Linked DNA regions of Homo sapiens: region 2 is linked to region 1. A link is a loop called in an ENCODE intact Hi-C map of the cell type or tissue named here. Cell type or tissue: GM12878. All regions are shown on one strand. Links, peaks and the distances in the headings refer to the core of each region. The heading gives the core; the rest is flanking DNA.

Evidence for each region. A loop is a pair of places that touch in the nucleus more often than their neighbours do. Peaks named below come from ENCODE experiments on the same cell type or tissue, not always from the same donor. Only the 100,000 strongest peaks of a DNase experiment are listed, where the experiment ranks them.
Region 2: it touches region 1 in a loop (3-fold over the local background); 4 of 110 quality-filtered maps call a loop at or near these places.

The regions. Positions count from the first base shown.
Region 1 is chr2:23,457,011-23,464,982 of GRCh38, forward strand. The region is part of intron 1 of KLHL29 (kelch like family member 29); the gene reads left to right. The region is part of intron 1 of LOC124907741 (a long non-coding RNA gene); the gene reads right to left. Among named protein-coding and RNA genes, the nearest start is that of LINC02923, 74 kb to the left of the region's middle. In GM12878, for the core only: a CTCF peak has its summit at 3,444 (motif pointing left); a DNase peak (open chromatin) is centred at 3,453.
Region 2 is chr2:23,400,451-23,408,422 of GRCh38, forward strand. The region is part of intron 1 of KLHL29 (kelch like family member 29); the gene reads left to right. Among named protein-coding and RNA genes, the nearest start is that of LINC02923, 17 kb to the left of the region's middle. RefSeq lists an enhancer at 3,903-4,484. In GM12878, for the core only: CTCF peaks have their summits at 3,104 (motif pointing left) and 4,112 (motif pointing right); a DNase peak (open chromatin) is centred at 4,091; H3K4me3 peaks cover 1,214 bases; H3K27ac peaks cover 1,164 bases.

The DNA of each region.
Region 1 (7,972 bases), core at 2,404-4,903:
TCTCAGGTGTCAGGGCCGGAGCAGCAGAGGTCGAGGCCTTCCGAGGCCCCTCCCCAGGCATCTGCTGAGACCCTCCCTTGTGCCAGGCCCTGTGCCTTCCCGACGCCGGGGACTGGAGCTAGAGGCATCTGGTGACAGGAACAGGAGGAGGTTAAAGCAATCCGTGCCCTGAGTGAGCGCAGGGTGCAGAGTAACCCTCACATGCACAGTGACTGGTGTAGGATGATGTTTGACCAATGCTGAACTCATATGGGCTCTGAGCCCAGAGGGGCCAGGTCTTTGGAGTCTGGAATGACTAAGGCAGGCCTTTCCTGTGAGAAGTGGTGGCTTTGAGCTGTGGGGACCTAGAGAAGAGACAGCCAGAGGTTCTTAATTCTTTCCTTCATCTTCCTCTCCTTTGATTCTGATCCATTAAGTGGTTTTGGCATGGTTCTGGGGCCCTTCCCCTCCAGGACCCCTGCGGTGTGAGTGCTACTCCTTTGGCCCCATGGATCACCCCTCAACCCGTCACCTTGTGTTCCCCGAGGTGGGGGTGCCTCTGGAATTCCCTGTTCTGCTTTTAGGAGTGTCACAAGGATTGTAACAGCGTCCCACTGGTGCTGGATGGCCAACAATAAATTCCCAGGCTCTGAAGCACCAGGAACAAGGTCCCTGCAGTCAGATGAAAGGTCCCCTCCTTGCCTGGCAAGACCTATTATCTGGGACTCTAAAGAAAACGTAAGGCCGGGCGCGGTGGCTCACACCTGTAATCCCAGCACTTTGGGAAGCCAAGGCAGGCAGATCACGAGGTCAGGAGATCGAGACCATCCTGGCTAACACAGTGAAACCCTGTCTCTACTAAAAATACAAAAAATTAGCCAGGCGTGGTGGCGGGCACCTGTAATCCCAGCTACTCGGGAGGTTGAGGCAGGAGAATGGCATGAACCAGGGAGGCGGAGCTTGCAGTGAACTGAGATCACGCCACTGCACTCCAGCCTGGGCGACAGAGCGAGACTCTGTCTCAAAAAATAAAAATTAAAAAAAAATAAAACGTAAGGATGCCTGCTCCTGGGGAAAAGCGTGAGGGTCAGCATGTCAGTAACAGTGCTATAGGCGTCAGTGCACGTCTGCAGGTGGCCGGCGTTGCCCCAGAGAGGGCCCGTTTGAGTCACTTACTCAGCAGACACCAGGGACCTACTGGAAGCTCATTTATTCAGCTTGCCCACTTGCTCATTAATTTAACACATTTGTATTGAATGTCTGCTTTCTGCAAGGCACTGGTGCTCCCACTGGAGCTGGGCTGGCAGACTGTTTCTATAAAGTAAGTATTTTAGGCTTTGAGGGCCATTTTGTCTGTTGCAACTACTCAACTCTTGTAGAACAAAAGCAGCCATAGACAATACATAAACACATGGGTGTAGCCTTGTTCCAGAAAGACTCTATTGACAAAACCAGCTGCATTTGGCCACAGGCTATCGCGTGCTGGCCCCTGGACTATGTACAGAGGTAATCCTCTATCTACATAGAGCTTATGCTCTAGGCAAGGAAGACAAGAAATTAATCATATAATCACAAACATAAATTATAATTATGAACACGTGTTCTCATAGCTCTACAGCCAGGATGGTATGTGGCAACCTCACGTCAAGAACTGCTTCCCTCAAGAGTTGCTGCTTTTGTTGGCATCAGAATCAGCATGAACCAGGTGAAGAGAGAGAGGAACCAGCATGTGGAAACACCCTGCAGTACAAGTGCAGCATCCCAGGAATGGAAAGAAGGCCAGTGGTCATAGCGGAGAGGAGAACGGGGACAGGGGTGAGATGAGGCAGGAGAGGACATGCAGCTGGTGCATGCATGGTCTTGGAGCCATGCTGTGCCTCCAGTCTTTATCTGAGTCTAATGGTGAAGGCTAACGCAGAGGAGAAACAGGATCGGATTTGCACTTTGCTGCAACATGAAAGCAGATTGGGGAAGAGCAAGCAAGGATTCAGGAGAACCAAGTGAAAAGACTATTGCAAGAGAGGACAGTGGCAGTGGGGAGGTGAAGAGAAGTAGCTGGAGGTAAGAGGTATGTCGAGGGGTCATAATGGGCTGGGTATGGAGGGAGAAAGCCTCCACAGGATGGCTCCTAGGTATCAGGGTTGTGCCTGATTAGATGGTTACATCTAGATATAAGATGGTTGGTGTGCTCTATTCTGAGACAGGAAGCACTGGAGAAGCCCAGAGTTCTTTGCTTTGATTTGTTTGGGTGAGAGGAAGAGGCATGATCAGTCTGAGTTGCCTTTGAAACATCACATTAAAGGTGTCAGATAAGTAGGTGAGATGTACAGATCCGGAGCTCAGAGGAGAGGTGGGACTGGAGAGAATATGTTTTGGAGAGTCATCAGCATATGGAGAGTGATTGAAGCCTTGAGCATGGATTAGATCATCCAGGGGAAGAAGAGAATGGAGTAAAAAAAGAGAAGAGGGCCTGGCAAAACATCTTCTAGGAGCTCTGATGTCTAATAGCCAGGGAGGCAGGGGTGATTCGGCAAAATGGGGAAATGACGACCAATGAAGCAGGATTAAAAACAGGAGATTGTTGTGTTGTGGAAGCAAAGGGAAGCAAGGGCTTCAAGCAAGACTTGCATTCAGCCTGTATGCGCAGGCACAGTGAGACTGGCCACGGATGCCCAGTGACCATTCTGACTTGTCGGTGCATGCACTGTGATAGTGGTTAGTGCCCATGCCACATCAGTTGTTAAACTTGATTTTCATCCCTGCTTTCAAGGAGTGGCCACCAGTGTTGAAAGCTTCTGGGATAGCACACAAGATAAAGAGTGGAAACCGTCCATTGGATTTAGCACCATGGAGGACACTGGTGACCTTAACAAGAGAACTTTGGATAGAGTGATGGGCTAAGGGGTGAATGGGAGGTGAGGAAGTTGACAGGAGGCCTAGGCAGCCTTTCCAGAAGTTTCACCATGAAGCAGAGGAGCTAAGCAGGACAGGTAGAGGAGAAGCTGGAAGGGTATCCTGGAGTCAAAATTTTACTTTCAAATGTTGAAATGATGAGAAGTATTTGTTCAACATACCTACTGTGTATTTATTCAGTTAGCAAACTGTGTATCTCATTCATTTATTCATTACTTGATCCAACATGCCTATCTCAACCTTGAGTAGGATATTTATTATGAGCACTAAATTTATTTTATTTCATTTCCTTCTTTCCTTGTCAACAGCCATTTATTGAGCATGTATTATTTGCCAAGTACTGGACCAGGTCCCAGTGATAGAGACATGAATAAGTTATAGCCTGTGTGTTCACGGGGCTTATAGTTTTTTCTAGTGCAGTGGTTCTCAACCAGGGATGATTTTGTTCCTTTCCCCATCCTAGGAGACATTGGGCACTTATCTGGGAACTTATCTGGAGATATTTTTGTCATGATGTAGGGGGGAAGGGATGCTACTGGCCTCTAGTGGGTGGAGGCTAGAAATGCTGCTAAGCATCTTAAAATGCACAGAACAAGCCCATTACAAAGAATTATCTTGCCCCAAACAAGAATGGGGTGAAAATGGCTAGATTAATATGTGCATGTGGTAACTACAGGAGCTCAGAGGATGAGCACTTGGACACACAGTGGAGCTGGCCAAGCAGAAGATGAGGGACAGACAAGACAGGTGGAGGCCACAGGTGTGGAAAGGCATGGAGCCGTGAAGGGAGCATCGTGCAAACTCAGGAGCTTCCCGTGAAGGGAGCATCGTGCAAACTCAGGAGCTTCCCGTGAAGGGAGCATCGTGCAAACTCAGGAGCTTCCCGTGAAGGGAGCATCGTGCAAGCTCAGGAGCTTCCCGTGAAGGGAGCATCGTGCAAACTCAGGAGCTTCCCGTGAAGGGAGCATCGTGCAAGCTCAGGAGCTTCCAGCAGTTCCGGGCAGAGGCACCGTGACTGATAAGGGCGGAAGTTTGCAGAGTAGCTGTGGCCATAGATATCATACCAAGTATCTTGGATTTTGTGTCTGCGCTGAGAGGCCACTAAAGGATTTCAAATGAGAGGAAACCAGATTGGTGTCTTAGAAAGATCGTCCCGGTGGCTGACAAAATCAAACAATAATCACCAACATCTGTTAAGAATCAAATCTGTGTCCAGCACTTTTTTGAGTACTTTATTGTATTATCCTGTTTAGTCTCCCAGCAACCCAATGGAGGAAACACTCTTGTTATCCCCATCTCACAGCTGAAGAGACTGAGGCAGAGGGGTCGGGTAGCTTGCTTGACATTACGTGAGTAGTAACTGCAGGGCCAGGATGTGGCTCCCAGACTGGGCGTATAAACAAACATGAGATGCCCTGTGGTTCTTTCTGTCTCCTACTTTGGGTCTGAGCTCTGGGACTAGATTTGAGCAGCCACAGGATCTCAATTCATAATTCATGTTTCAACACTTTTGCAGCTGCTCTAAAAATTCTATGCCTCTAGCCTTAAAGAGTACGGCTTTGAGGTAACCACTTCTTGTTGATTAGGAGTTCTCGCGTAGCTGTTAATTTTTCTAGGTGCTCTGGCTGAAATGCCCTATCGACAGAGAAACACTTGAGTGAATTGTGCTGATGGGAAGTCAAATTCACTTTTTGCTGCCTAAGCCTTTTAAATGGACCCGGTATCCATACGTGACCCCTCTACCTTGTATGACTCGCTCTGCCTTCTCTATCAGCTACTTCACCCCACTATCCAGTGTACCCCTTCTTTATCTTTGCTGGGGGGGCAGGGGGGCGGGAAATAGATGACTTTGCCTAATAAAATTTAAAGTAGATCTCAGTGCACAAAGCTGCATCGTTAGCCAGCGATGATCCTGCTTTTCAGGGTTTTTAATTGCGGTGGTTCCCTGCTCTGCATTAGGAGCCCTAATGAGAAGTGACACCCGCTTCTGACCCAGGACTGATGGCCCCTAGGGAGAGGGAAACTGAGGTTCCCAGGTATTAGTTTGGTGCAAAAGTAATTGCGGTTTTTGCCATTTTTTTTTTTTTAATGACAAAAATGCAATTACTTTTCCACCAACCTAATAGAAGGGGCTGCACCTGTGTTCCTTCCACCCATGAGAAGAGATTTTTGTCTGAATCTCAGCTGCTGAGGGAGGCAGGTGACTGACAGGTGGGACTCAAGGATGACTCCCACCTGGCAAATTTCAGCAGCACTCCTCCCATTTGGAAAGAAGAGCCCAGACACATTTTTATATGTATGTAGGCTTTTAAATACATGTGTCTCTCTCTTTTTGAAAACATTGGCAGAGTTCTGGCAAAGCATAGGAAATGCTACCTGGTCTGTGATCTGGAGGGAGCTCCCTCCTGAGAGGAAACAGGCTCTGTCTATGCTACACTGGATGGCTGGCCTAGCCTGCTGCCGGTGGGTTCTTTGAGGCTGGTCTATCACCTGTGAGTTCACAGCCCCAAATGATCCCCAACTGACAGAAAGAGCCCCAGGCTGTGGCCTCTGTCACTAGGGAGTCTGGAGGGGCAGCCAGCTCTGATTTCTAGGCTTCTTCCTATAATGATTCCGTGGTAGGACAGAGAATTCTCTGGGCTTCCGTTTTCTCATCTGCAAAATATAGGGGTTGTTGGACTGAAGACCTTCTAGTGTCCCTAGCGGCTTTGACTGGTGGATTAAATCAGACCTTTGACAGGATAAGGACTGCCCATCAGTGCTAAGAAATTAATCTTATGCCCAAACATAAGGCAGTTCCCCACTTTCCCAAAGAAAAGCTTTCCAAAAACTTTTTAGCCAACCTGAATATATTAAATTTTTTTGAATATAGATGCAACAAAAAAGTATACTTACAATGTTTAATTATTTTAGTTTCAAATGTTAAAAATTACAAACTATATAAAATGCTAACCGGGCATGGTGGCTCACACCTGTAATCCCAGCATTTTGGGAGGCCAAGGTGGGAGGATTGCTTGAGCCCGGGAGTTCGAGGGCAGCCTGGGCAACATAGCAAGACCCCATCTTTAATTAAAAAATAAATAAAAATAAAATGTTAATTTAGAAATATTTCCACTTATATTTCATGAGTAATTATTCAAACTTGTTCTGGGCAGCTTTGCCTCCCATGTTTTTTTTTCAGTGTAGTTTTTTTTTTTTTAATCACTAGAGTGACTTTTTGAGTCCTCTGACAATTTTTTGGAACGTCATGGCACTTTTTGAATGTGAGGATTAGACCTTCCCTGGGAATTCTATCCCAAGTTGAAGCAGGTGTTTTTGGCTTTTTTTTTTTTCATTTGGTTTATAGGTAAATATTCACAGTCTCTTTGCAATAATTTGTTATGATTCTTGTTAAAGTGACCTTCAAAAGTCTGTTTATAATAACATACAGACACTAAAATTTATACTACATCATATTTGTGTTAATTAGAGTCTTCTTACTGATACAGAATCTATCAGTGGATATATTCGATATCTTGAATAGAAGGCAACACCTTGTTGAGGGCTAATGAGGGAGGAGGGAAAAGATGGCATAGACAAAAAATTTTACTGTACAAAATTCTCATTTAAAACCCCTCAGCTTGTTATATTGCACGTATAAGCATTTCTGTAGTGGCTGTTTGGTAGCCTATGTCTGTGAATGTAGGCAGAGGTCTCTTGATGGAGCCCAAAGACAGAACACCGGGTCTTCTGCTGAGTCTTTTGGGCCCCGCAAGAACTCTGACCAACATCCTTCACCACTTTCCAAACACAAGGAGCCGTAAGCCCCTTCTGACCACCTTTCTGCCAATCTGCTGTTGGGCTTTTGTGTAGTTTAATGAGCATAGAGTCATTTGGAAATATGCACTGCGCTTCACAAAAAGAAAGAGTAATATAATCAGAAATGATTATATTTCAGCACTTCAGCACTATTGCTACTATTAATGTCCATTATCACTGTATTACCTGAAATGTGTTTAACAATCACAGTCACTAATCAAGGTGCCTGTCCTGGAAAATGTGTATTCTCTCCATCTGGATCACACTATGTATTGTGCTGTTACTGTTTTAAATTTTTTTCAGATAATTGGAACCTGCTACTTCATACTTTGAAAAGTAATGTAGCGGGTGAAGCCCTGAGAGGTTCAAAGCCTATGCTTCCATCAGGGAAATAATGCAATTTCCATGCAAAATGATTATAATATTATTCAGTGATTACATGGGGGTGGAGGGTAGTCTGTTTTTGTTAGACTTTTGAAAGTGGCAAATTGAATTCCATCCAAGTAATCAGAGGTTATGAGTTTCCAGCACAGTGTGTTTGCACTTGTTGGAGGCTCATTTCCCCAGGGTCTCTGCAAGCCCGGAGCCCCCGGAGCCCCCAGAGCCCTTGCTGACCACTTGGGACAGACGTGAAGGGCCAGGGAATTAATTCCCCGCCAGCAGCTTTCAGCCCATGATAAATGGGAGGTGGAGGAAACACTCCAGCTGCCTTCGGGGGGGATAACTCTGAGACCCCCTCCTCCCTGTCTCCCACAGGTCCCCAGTGGGTGAGATTGGCCCCACTTGCCTGCTCATTTGGAGCAATCTGTGTTGACTTCCTTCACTCCCTCCCGTCCCCACTCCCCTGCCTAAGCTTTCTGAACCACTGTTCAAACAGAACACTAGCCTCAGATCCTCATCTAGGTTCTGCTTGACAAGAGAGGCACACGTGGCCTCCCCACTTTCCCCTTCCCCTTTTTGAGGGCATCCAGGGGCCTCTCTGGATCCTTCTTTCCTATAACCCATTTTGTGGAGGGTTCTTGGCAGCACCCAGAAGTATTTGTGTTTTAAGGCATCGTCATTCTGAAAAATGAAAAGTCTGAACATTTCTTATGGTCAGGAAGTTGATGGGTGTAATTTATTTTTCCCACCTCTTCTCTTAATTATTATTACTCCATTCAAGTGAGACAAGATGATTTAATCCAGGCTGTATTTAAAATGCCCATAATCAATGCTCTCATTCTGAGCATGTATCTATGTGCTCTTAGATAATTTATGTATAATTTTAATAGATTCGTCAACA
Region 2 (7,972 bases), core at 2,955-5,454, 56 kb before region 1:
CTCTGAGTCCAACACTGAGGTCAGTGTCTCCTCATTTCCCCAATGCTGGGCAGTATCTTATCTCATGACATGGTGAGGCCTAATGCAGAGCCATGCAGCTGGGCACCGTGGCTCACACCTGTAATCCTAGCACTTTGGGAGGCCAAGGTGGGAGCGTTGCTTGAAACCAGGAGTTAATAAAGGTCAACTTGGGAAATATAATAGTGAGACCCCATCTCTACAAAAAAAAAAAATGTTAAATTAGCCAGATGTAGTGGTACACGCCTATAGTCCCAGCTACTTGGGAGGCAGGGGCAGAAGGATTAACCTCCTGGTTAAGGGTGCAATGAGCCAAGATTGCACCACTGCGCTCCAGCCTGAGTGCTATAGCAAGATCTTGTCTCTAAGTGGTATGGGAGGGGGAAAGCTACACCTTTGTTGCAAATAGATCTGGGCTCAAACACTAGCTGGCTACCTGGACATGATGCAATCATAGGCAAGTTAATCTCTTGGAGCGTAGCTACCTCATATGATAGCATCAAGAATACCTTTGTTGTCCCATGTCTGCCTTCATAGGCCTGTTGGAGGTGGGAGGGTAATTCCTGCCTTCCAGTAACATGGACAAATTTATCCGTGTGAAAGCCAGTTTCACCTGAGGTCAGTTTCCTCTGCTGCCCCGTTTCTGGGCAGTACCTCATGTCATGACATAGATAATGCAAGTTGAGAGTGTGTGGGTGACAACTTCAACTGTTGCTCTACAGTAGAGACCTGTGGAGACAGGACAGACTGATCAGGGTGGGCTGTGGTCACTGGGGAACCTCATGAAGCAGACAGAATTTGGGGGCCCTCCAAGAGAAAAAGTATTTATGCCGGTTTCCCTCTCTCCATTCAGAAACCGTACTCTATACACCCCCGGTCCCCACCCTAAGTCCACCAGGTCACTGACAGCTAACAATTGACCTTCACCTGGGAGAGGTAAGCTTGCAAGGCCCAGCTTGGACATGCACCTGTGATTTCTAAAGGACTTCTTCTGAATTCATCTCTGAATGAGGTTGGCGGCACTGCTATGGTGTCTGAGCCTATACAGGAGCCGAGGGCTATGTAGTCATCAGAGCCTCAGTTTAGAGGCTCACATGACAGAGACATGGAGTGTGGAGCCCATCTCAGCAAGTCAGGGCCTGACGCGTTATGCCCGCTCACATGTAGGCACAGGAGACCTGGGACAGAGGAAGCGATCTGCTCCTGCCTGAAGTAGTGGGAGGGGCAGGAAGGTGCATTGCTGAGCAGAGGGACTATCTGCTGGTCCAAGGAGCCTCTGTCCGGCTGGACTGAGGCTACCCTCAGCTTCCATCTCTCCTCTTCATTCTCTAGAAGGCTCTGCCAGGTTCAGATCCTGCCTGTCCTTTGCAGCTTTGTAGGGAGCAGTCCCCACATCTCTGAGGATTGCCTGATGCAAGTTCTCGAGGTAACTGCTTCAGGGCTGCGTGGGAGTCCCCAGCTGACTTGACCATGTGCTCCTGTGGAAAATGATCACCTCACCTTTTATTTATATTCTGTTGTTGATTTTCCTCTAAGGATCTAGGCCAGTGCTGGGCACATTTTGCACTTTCAACAGTCGAGGGGCAGAAAAAGAGAATTACCATACCTGAGGCTTGCCAGTCAGGGGCAGAGCCAGAACTGGAATCCCAGCAGCCCAGACGTGGGAAGAGCATCGAGGACCGGCAGGAGGAGGGGATGGGAGGGCCGTCTGGGTGAGGGGTCATCTAAGAGCCCAGTGCTGTTTCACACTGTCCCGGGTGGAAAATGCAAACCCTGTGGATTTTCACCCTCTCAGTGTTGACTATTGTCCTATGGAAATAAGGGTGATTTCCTAAAATGTGTGGCTCAATAAAGGATTCCTTCACCGGGGTGTGAAATGACTGTGCATCTGAATCTGAGCCAGAAAAGATAAACTTTGCTCCATTTTCCCACACACCGGATTAGAATCTTTCCAGGACACTAACCTAGTGTGTGCTTATCTAGGTCCTTGGGCCTAGGGGCCCCTGGTGAAAGCCCAGGCCATGCAATCCGAGTCCCAGCGCCCCCATCCTTCCCCCTCTCTCCCGTGGGTTTGTATCTCCCTGGCATCCCCCAGCAGACTGCTCTGCCCAGCTGTGAACTGAACAGCCTGGCTTGTCTTGGGGCAGAACCTGTCCTCACAGGTGTGTTTGGGCACTGCAGGAGGGTTGGGGAAAAGTGGTGTAAATAACCCTCCTTGCCTTTCTGCTGATGAGAAAACCATGGGAAAAATATAAAACATTTCTATGGATATTGAGAACAAAGTTTCTTCAGTGATTTCACTGTAAGTTTGGTTATTTGAGAGAATAGTTTTTAATTAATAAGGAAACTTAATTAATACATGTGTGTCCCTGATTTCTTATATATGTGTGTGTATATATATGTACATATACATATGTATCCCTGATTTCTTTAAATCTATGTATGTGTATATATCTTATATATCATATATAATCTTATATGTGTATGTATATATATCTTATATGTATATATACATATAGTTTTCACTGTAGACGTACTATACTATATATATAGTGTACACTATAATGTCAAGTATATGAAAACAAAGAACATAGATAAAAAGGCTGAAAATGTGCCATAATATTAACAGTGGTCATCTTTCTACCATAACATTTTCTGGTTTTTAAAATAATAAGCGTATTTTTCATATTGGGAAAGATAAAAATTTACCTAACAAGGCAAAAGAATTAACTATCATAGGAAAGTTAATTTTGCCATGCCCGTCCCCATCCCATAGTGAGCAGTATGTGTTTACGTCCATGCTGACATTAAGACTGATGAAAACAGAAAAAGGACAGGCCGCCATGTAGAAGAAATTTTTAAACTACCAGTTTTTAAAATGGGAAAGGAACCAAATGGTTTTGTATAATCCCATATAAAAATGTCCCTCATAATGAATCTCAGACTCACCTTAAAGGAATAATTCTCAGGATTCTCTTCCATGCTGGGGCTCCAGTAAGAGTCAAGATTTGGGGCTTTCTTAAAGCAGGCTTCAAACCTTAAAAGCATACCTTATTGAATGCCAGTGCCAGCATTCTCAAATAACTGTGCCCCCAAGTGGTCACATGTACCTGTAAATTACATGCAGCAAAAAGGTGCAATTAACCAGGTCCTGGACTGCAGAGTTTGCAATTTATTAATAATAATGATGATGAAAACAATAATACATCCAAAAGAGAAAAGAAAGGGGAAGATGAAACCCAAAGAGAGAGAGAGAGAGTGTGTGTGTGTGTGTGTGTGTGTGTGTGTGTGTGTGTGCAGGCGCAAAAGACAGGGAAGAATTTTCTCAGTGTTTATTTTTGCCATGCCTCTCCCAGAAAAAGAGCGTGTGTGCGTGTGTGTGCATATGTGTTTGCATTTGAGGAGGGAGGCCTGGCCAGAAGAGGTGGGGGGTAGCTGTGGGCAGAGCCCTCCCAAGAATTCTGGAGACTTTGCATCCTTTCTCAGGAGCAATCCTCGATGCCTTTGACTGCCTACTTCTCTGCAGCGGTGGTTCCATGATAGTCTCCTTGGCAGCCTGCCAGAGGCTGTAAGTGTACAGAGAATTGTGTTTTAATAGAAGGCTTTACCTCTGATACAGATTTAAAATGAGGAAGAAACTTTCTGTTCCTCAGCCAGAACGAAATGCGTTTTGCTTCCTGTGAAATGCTGGTGATTACAAGCTCATCTTACATAATTTTATTATTTTCAATTGCTGCCCGTCAATCTCAGGTGATGGTTCCCTGGGAGCAGAAAAAGAGGCAGATTCTGGGCGATGACTATTAAAAAAAAAATCACTCAGTCATTAGCAAATCGTACAAAAATTTAGAAAGGAGAATAATTATCTTTGTGATGATGCTGTTTAAGATAATCAGAACTTGCATTGCTAAGTTAGACACGCCGAAGTGAATTGAGGACTGTTTAATGGCCTCTTAGAAAATGTATTTTTGCTTTAACAAAGCATTGATGTTTGAGATTTAAAAAAAAGAAATCCTTTAAATCTCGTGAAGGAATTCTCTGGAATAACCACATTTTCAGAAATCCGTGACATGATCGAGGTGGTCCACTGTCACGCCCACAAGAGGGCATTTTCTCATCAACTACTGTAAAAACGATTTGTTTTCTAAAGGGAAGCTGAGAGGCCTGGGGGAAGGAGAGTGTTCTGCAGAGCAGGAAGTGGAGAGCTGCTTGCAATTGAGTTGTATGTATGCTTCCACTTAATACGTCCTGCCGAGCCTGTAAGCCAACACTTCCGGCCAGGAATCTGCCCTCTGTGTTTACCTACTCTCTTTTTATGTCTTATTCCCAGAATGACTGGGGACCAAAGGAATCCTTTGCAGGAGTTTTCTCCAGACAGACAGTTCCACATGCTAGTATATTGTCGACCCCATCCATAACTTCCATGAAACTTGAATCTCATATTTTAAGACACCTTCTCTAGGTCCAAGTTCTTTCCTTTATGTATGTTACACATATTTGTTGAGTACCTACTGTGTGTCAGCTTGAGCCAGACTCAGATCCTGTCCTCGTGGAACACACATCCTCCACAGGAAGACTTGGCATAAAAAAGGAGAACAAATACTGGAGTATGATTTAGATAATTATAAATGTTATAAGGAAAAATAACTGGGATAAGGAAAGGTAGCTATTTTAATTGGATAATTAGGCATACTTCTCTCATGCATAACAAATATTCTAATTTTGTTCAATCCATACCAATATTGTTTGGATTATAAAGGTAATACCTTTTTTTCAACTCCATTTTTTCTAAAAAAGTTAGTTATATTGTTTATTATTTTACGGACCATGAAACATGATGGAAACCGGGGAATTGAGATGTGGCCAGTTGTTAGTTTGTAAAATGACATTTAAAAATTACCATCTACTCATCACCTCATCATTTGACAAAACAATGCATGTTTTAACACCAAAAAGTAGGAAAGATGTAATCCCTGAATAGAGGGCAGTTGAATACGTTTAGTGTTTTGGAAAATTTGCTGCATTATCTGAGGTTTTCTCCTTTTCCATGGCCTATGAGAACTTCATCAGGGACTGGTTCTGGTCAGGGGCTGGCATCCAGTTCCACAGATCCTGCTGATGACATTGTCCATGCCTTCCCCAACCATGAGGACCAACAATGTTGGCACCAGTTCTGCAAGCTCAGCTCCCAACCACAACACACAAGACTCGAGCAGGAGATGGTTTGCTCCCCATCCTAGGGGTTCTAGGATACTTGGTAAGGAGCTCAGCCCAAGAGCTACAATGCCGTTGTGAGAGTTTCTGAAGCCAGGAGTCAAGGCTTTACTTTGAGCACATGGTTTTGGAGGTCAAGCAGAATGGGCTGGGCAAATCCAGGAAGGCTTCATGGGGGAAATGAATTTTGAACTTGGCCTTAAAGGATGGGTAGGTGTAAGGAAGAGGGTTGTAGGATTATAGTGGGTGATATACACATTTTTGAAAGTTAATGTGGAACAGGTTTTGGTAGTAAAAGGCAACATCCATTGTGTAAAATGTTCAGGTATAACAACAAAGTAATAATCTCTAATAAATATATTGTCTAGGCTGAGCGTGGTGGCTCACGCCTGTACTCCTACCACTTTGGGAGGCCAAGGCAGGCGGATCATTTGAGGTCAGAAGTTCGATACCAGCCTGACCAACATGATGAAACCCCGTCTCTACTAAAATACAAAAATTAATCGGGCATGGTGGCGGGCACCTGTGATCTCAGCTACTCGGGAGGCTGAGGCAGGAGAATCACTTGAACCCAGGAGGCAGAGGTTGCAGTGAGCCAAGATCACACCACTGCACTCCAGCCTGGGCGACAAAGCAAGACTCCATCTCAAAAAAAAAAAAAAAAGAAAAGAAAACACACATATTATCTAGAGATGATTGTTAATATTTTATCATATTGTCCTCCAGTCTTTTGCTTTGCATTTTCACATTAGTTGGGACCATGTTGCACATGAAATTTTGCATCTTGCTTTTTTACTTTAGTATACAACACACATTGCCTCATGTAATTGAAAATTACTCTTAAACATCACTTCCGGATGGCTTCATTTATCCCATCCTGCCTGCATGCCATTCCCATCAGATGTATTTTTTTTCCTACTGTAACTCTCTGGTGGATAGTTCTTTTTATATCATTTTGGTTCACAATTTCGGTATCACACACATCTGCCAAGGTCCAGCTCTGAGGGTAATATTGAGCCTGTCACAATATCCACCCTGGTCTCTATCTGTGCATGTCAAGTGAAGATAATATACCAACCTCATGGGGTAGATATGAGACTTATGTGAGATCATGTTTGCATAGAGTTCTAGAAATAGAATTACCAAGGTTTGATCTCTTTAAAATTATGTAACTTTTCAATTATAAAAGTAATGTTCTTTATGGAAAATTTTAACAAAAGAAAAACCATGCAAATTTCATCACCCAGAGATAAAAAAACAATTAACATTTTAGAATCTATTATTTGTCACTTTGTAGCAGAATTGGGATCGTACTATATATATCATTTTCTTTCCTGCTTTTTTTCCTCTTAACCTTGCATTGCTTCTCCCTTGTCATTATTCATTTGGAAACAATCTTAAAAGACCATGTTTCATTATATTCTGTTATATTAATGTGTCTTATTTAACTGTTTCCTTTTTGCCATTTAGATAATTCAGTAATTTGCTACTATAAATAACGTTGCAATGAAATACTGATGAACAAATCTGTGGACATTTTGGGTTACTTCTTTAGGATTAATTCCTGGAACTGTATTTACCAAGTCAGAGGTGGAGCAGCATGTGAATACTCACTTTACCCTATTCTATCCTATTATAATTTTTTTTTAATCTTAGTCTGTTAGGTAGGTGAGTAATGGTATCTCGTGGTCTCGGTTGCGTTTCCTTGATTACCAGTGGGTTGGAGCATTTGTTTCTGTGTATTGACGTACCTGTCCTCTGTTTGTCCTTCTATTTATATTCATCTTTTTTCTTATTGATTTTTAAGAGCTCTTTATGCATAAGAGGATATTAACCTTTTGGTATAATGTTGGAAATATTTTTTCAGTTTGTCATTTGAATTCTAAATTCATTTATGGTTTCTCGGTTGTATAGATGCCTTTACTTTGCTTATACGAATCATCAACGTTTTTGTTGTTCAGTGTTTCCTCTTGTTTTTAGGCTTAGAAAGCCCTTCCCCATCCTGGCTTTGGATATCTGCGCAGTTGCATTTTCTTCTAATTGTTTTGCAATTCATTTTGCAAATTCAACTTTTTATCAGGTTTTCTCATTTTGCTATAAAATATGATCGGAATTTAACTTTTTCTTAATAGTCATTTAATTCTTCCATTTGCGTTTAGTGAATGATCTTTCTGTCCTCCCTGATTTGAAATGCTACCTCTCATACATTAAATTCTTTGTTGGGTTTTTTGTTGTTGTTGTTGTTGTTGTTTTGAGACGGAGTTTCTTGTCATCCAGGCTGGAGTGCATTGGTGCGATCTTGACTCACTGCAACTCCACCTCCCGGTTCAAGTGATTCTCCTGCCTCGGCCTCCTGATAACATTAAATTCTTGTATAGACTAGAGGGTGTTTCCAGGCTGTTTATTCTGTTTCATTCAAACTTAGTTCTATACCACACTGTTTCAAATGCTGAAGTTTTCATTTTGTGTTTTAAAATCTGGTAGTACAAATCATCTTCATTATTATTATTTCCCAAAATATTTTTGGCTACTATGTCTGACATATCTTGTATAGCCCAGAGGAAATTTAGAAGCATTTCACGCTAAAAAAAAAAAAAAAAAAAAAAAAAAAAAAAAAAAAAATTGAGTTTTTTTTTTACATGATAGCCATATGAATTCGATGAGATCCGTAAATTGATTTATAAAGAATTGACATTTGGACTACATTATTGAGTCTTCTCATTCAGGAATGTGCTATTCCATT